Linked DNA regions of Homo sapiens: region 2 is linked to region 1. Evidence: chromatin loops called from intact Hi-C (ENCODE). Cell type or tissue: mammary epithelial cell. All regions are shown on one strand.

The links. Peaks named below come from ENCODE experiments on the same cell type or tissue, not always from the same donor. Only the 100,000 strongest peaks of a DNase experiment are listed, where the experiment ranks them.
Region 2: it touches region 1 in a loop (5-fold over the local background); 3 of 110 quality-filtered maps call a loop at or near these places.

The regions. Positions count from the first base shown.
Region 1 is chr3:7,284,342-7,286,841 of GRCh38, reverse strand. The region is part of intron 2 of GRM7 (glutamate metabotropic receptor 7); the gene reads right to left. Among named protein-coding and RNA genes, the nearest start is that of GRM7-AS1, 250 kb to the left of the region's middle. In mammary epithelial cell, a CTCF peak has its summit at 1,137 (motif pointing left); no DNase peak of the experiment used is centred here.
Region 2 is chr3:8,318,720-8,321,219 of GRCh38, reverse strand. All of the region lies in intron 3 of LMCD1-AS1 (LMCD1 antisense RNA 1), which reads left to right. Among named protein-coding and RNA genes, the nearest start is that of LMCD1-AS1, 180 kb to the left of the region's middle. RefSeq lists an enhancer at 311-1,510. In mammary epithelial cell, no CTCF peak of the experiment used is centred here; a DNase peak (open chromatin) is centred at 1,059.

The DNA.
Region 1 (2,500 bases):
AAGATTTTTCATTCTCCAAAACAGAGTGTACTCAAAAGAGGAATAAATAAAATCATACCTTTAATGACCTCAATATAAATTTGATCAACCATTTGCAACAGTCTTGAAAGAAGAGAGGAAGAGACATGCATGCAGAGATCCTTAAATTCTAGAAAGAGACACAAGTGATTGAATAAAACATGACCAGTTTTTAAGGCCTTATGTTTGGGGTCACAAAAAAATTCAGAAAGAAAGAATAAGGGAGGATAAGACATTATTTTCACCTCTGTCATTACATATTCAAAGGGTTATTGAAATTTAGTAAATGAAATAAAAATTAATGAGAAGGCTATGTTCTATGCATAAAAATAAAACCAAAGCTTTTGAAGTAGCTGAATCCGCAAATCATTTGCTCCTGATAAACAGCATTTCACATTAGCATCAGAGCAATACCCACAAGAAAAGAATGTGAGAGGTGAATATTTGTGGATATCATATAATTTCTCTCCAGAGTATAACAAGTCAGAAATTACATGAAGCTCAGGTTTACCAACTGGCCCGACAAATACCAAATTACATTTTGAAATGTAATTCCTCAAAACTGTATGTTAAATGTTTAATGCAAAATATTAAGAAAAACATGTAATCTTGTAACAATGAATATGGGTTTTAATTTAGGTTACACTAAGCAATCACCTTTATGATTATGAGTTTTGAGCATTAAGCTAGCTCTGGCAAATTTCCTTCCCATGAGGGGAAAGTACAGGTTTCTTCTCATTCAAATATCTTAATTAGAGACTAGGATCATAGCTGGGTTGCTACCTATTTGACAATGCTGTGAGTTAAAGAAATCAAAGGAATGCACACAATCATCCAGATTTAAAGTGATTTGCTATATTCATATGTGGTGTGTGGACTCAACCCACATTATCTGCTAATGATGCCCCATGAACTTAAGCTCCAAAAACTCTATCCACTCACATTAAAATCACGTTGGGCTTCAGAAATTAAGAGATAAATTAGAAGGAAAAAAATCATAAATAAATATGATAAGTAGAACAGTGGAAAGGCATAAAGAACCAAGAACCTTCTTTTCCTCTCAGATCAAGGTTAGAGGTTACTTACCAATAGACAATTGGCATCACAGTGCCACCAAGAGGGCAAAAAACTATTTGGTAGGTAGAGGCATCCTAGAACGCACACATTCTGGCCTGGCCCTCAAGGAATAGAAGAGTTTCTATGGATGTTGAGAGTCTACATACACTGTAACATGCAACATTTTATCCCCAGTCTGGAGTTCCTCTGTTACCTGTACTTTTTGGACAACCACCCCTTATAATTTATCATTTTGCGCTCTCAAAAGAGAAGGCACACTAATTTGGGAGGTTTACTACGTATTAGGCCCTATTTGATTGTCATGTATGATCTTCATTCAATAAAACACACGATAACAACACAGGTTTGATTGGAGACACACTGGGATGGAGGTGGTTAGAATGATCAGGCAATAAACGGTGCACTGTCTGTAGGGGGTTTTAAAAAGAAATAACTAAAAGCCATCTGCCTTTTATCTTAATCATATAATAATAATTCTAAACAACATCAGGGAAAAAATACTATTCTTCTAAAAATCTTTTGTTGGTCTAAGTTAGGAGTCAGCAAACTTTTTCTGTAAAGTGGTAGGTAGTGAATATTTGAGACTTTGCAGTCTATGGGCTCTTTCACAGCTACTGAACTCTGTTGTAGCCCAAATCTGCCAACTGCCCTTGACAACACAGAAGCAAATGGTCATTTCAAAAAAATAAAATTTACAATGATAAGCAGCTGGACAAATGTAACCTGCTGGTCAAAGTTTGCTCATTTCTAATATAAGTTCTAAATAACTGCTGCAGTAACTATTAAGTTTTAGTAATATATGCATAAGCTTCAAATTAGCATCATTTTTATTGGGTATCCTTTAATAAGCATTATATTTTATAGGGAAGTGAACTCAGAGAACTCCAAAATGTTTCATTTCATGATTATTATTGAAAATACTTTTGTAATATAGAGGGGGGAGGTGATATAAAATGACTTTAGTTCATAGTATGCCCCTAAGTAAACAATAGTTTTGTTATATAAATGAACATAGGAAAGTGAAAAATGATTTGCCCAAGACCAAGCAGTAGATAAATTAAGCCTAATTTCAAAACTAGTTTTAATAATAAAATAAAAATATTTAACTCCCTCATGATAAACAAAATATAACAATAGTCATGGCTTGGAGTAAACCCGAATCAGAGAATGAAAATTTAGCCTTAGGTTTCTTACCCAGTGCTCTACTGAATGTTGATTAAATCTACATTGCGATAAAGAGGCAAGATAAATTTATAATTCATCCCATCTAAATTTCCCAAACTATTAATAGATCTCTCCATTCATAGCAGATGACATATTTCATCCTATTCATTATGTGATATTCTGTTGACATTTTGAATTGATCTATTTATCTTGATTGTTAGTATTGATTGTCTGTACTAGT
Region 2 (2,500 bases), 1.0 Mb before region 1:
GCGGAACACAGCTGCCTCTGGCTGAATTAAATGTAAATCAATTTACTCCAGCCAACCTTCAGACACTTCAGACATACTAAGTGTTTTTTTGTTGTAAGCCACTTGAATATGAACTCATTTGCTACACAGAAATAGCTACCTGACTCACTGGAGCAAGGGGTCTGATACAGTAGGACACTGAAGATGGATAGTGAGTTACTGAGGGCAGATCAGGAGTTGGAGATCTGAAAAATGTAAGAACAGAGATAGGAGGTGATATGGTTTGGCGCTGTGTACCCACTCAAATCTTATCTTGAATTTAATCCCCAAGTGCTGAGGGAAGAAACTGGTGGAAGGTGATTGGATTATGGGGGAGGTTTACCCCATGCTGTTCTTGTGACAGTGAGTGAGTTTTCATGAGCTCCGATGGTCTAAAAGTGTGGCATTTCCCCCTCTTTCTCTCTCCTGCCACCATGTGAAGAATTTCCTTGTTTCGCCTTTACCTTCTGCCATGATTGTAAGTTTCCTGAGGCCTCCCCAGACATGCGGAACTGTGGCTGAATTAAACCTCTTTCCTTTATAAATTACCCAGTCTCACATAGTATCTTTATAGTAGTATGAAAATGAACTAATAAGGGAGGTCAAAGCAGATGAAACAGAATGGAGTCAAGGTTGATATCAACAGTTGGATTTTTAAACATTTTTGGTATACACTTGTAGAGTAGATGAGATATAAAGGTGAGCTGAGATGGGATAGATGGAGACTGTTTTAAGCCAACCAGGACTGGGTCTGATGTAACAGGATGCTTTTTTCTCATTGAGTTCTTGGCTGCTTATGTCATGGAGAGAAGATAAAGAGGGCTGGGAGAAAACACTTAATTGATAAAGTAATTAAATTTGAGCATGAATTAACTGAAAACATGCATCTTCTCCTGTTGCTTACCTGCTTGTGAAGACAAAGCAACATTTTTTCTCCTGTATTTGATAGAAAATGCAGAGAGATCTCACCAAACCACTAGGCATGTGGTATTTGGGCTGTTAGTCATAGGTTGCCATACCCCACATATAGGAAGTTCTTGACATTCTTGTAGTCGTTAATTCACTGACTGACTCATTATTTGAAATGTGCTTGTCACGTTTTTATGTGCCCTCATGGATTTGACATTCTTGCATGTGAAACATGCATCTATCCTTTTATTATAATTGTTATAACAGTTAAAAAGGAAAAGCACAATGAGATCTTCTATGCTTGGAAGAAGGGGGTGCTTACAGTTTGGGAATCAGTGAGTATTTATTTGAGAAGAAATTGTATTTAAATTGAAATTTGAAAGGAGTGGGAAGAGCAGTCTGTGTGATGGGAACAGTACGTGCAAGGGACCTTAGGTCATGTGGAAAATGGAAGATGGTCCTTTGGAAGATGTATGACCGATTTGAGGAAATGAAAGGTCAGTTTGGCTGAACAGTGAAGAAAAAGGGCAGATGCCTTATTGGCATGGCCAGGTTAAGAGTTTGGATTTTATTCTAAGACTAATTGAGAGTAATTGAAAAGCTTGAAGCAGGAGAGCAACATTATTGAGTTTGTGTTTTAAAAGATTACCCTGGCTATAATGTGCAGAATCCATCAAAAAGGGATAAAAATGGAAGATGGAGCTTGCAGTGGTCCATGAAAAAGAAAATCTTGGCTTGGATTATAGTGGTGGTAGTGGATTTGGAGAGCTTTGCCCTGGAGTTATTTAGAAAGAAGAATCAATGGTTCTCGACATTGTTTAGGGTGTCACGAGTAAGGAAGGAGGAAGACTGTCTCTGACCTGGTTTGCAAAAACTGATTATGCCATTCATAGAGACAGAAGACTTTGAAGAAAAATGGGTTTGGGCATAAGATCAAGAATTTAGTTTTACATATGTTGATTTTGAGGTACTTGTGATATAACCAAGGGGAAAAATCAAGTAGAGAGTTGAGCATATTGTTTTTTAGCTCAGAAGAGAGCTATGAGTCGGACACATCACTTTGCAGGTTATTGGCATAGAGATGGTAGTTAAGTGAAGGGTATGAAACTGGGAGAAGAGATTGTAGAGACATCTTTGAGGACTATCAACATTTTAGAGGGAATTAGTGGGCAAAGGAGGCCAAGAAGGAAAGAGGAAAACTGCAAGAATGCAGTGCCATGAAAGCAGATGGTAAGCTATATTGAATGCACCAGAGAGCTAAGTCAGCTGAGGCATGAAGCAGGTCTGTTGAAGTTAGCAATGGGGAAGTCATTAATAAACTTAGAAAGAGTCACACAGCAAGATGGAGGCAGGAGCCAGATTGTAGTGGGATAGAAGGGAGCAGAAGATGAGAAAATAAAGATGTAAATGTCTGATTAGAATGAGAATATATTCTCCAAGCAGCTACAATTTCTGTTTTTGGGAGAAGCAAGCTTGATGTGTGTGGCAATAGGAAAACACCAACATGAACTGAAAAAGTATGCATGGATAGCTCAGGAAGTTAATAAAGTCTTTACCATTGCAATTAGGAATT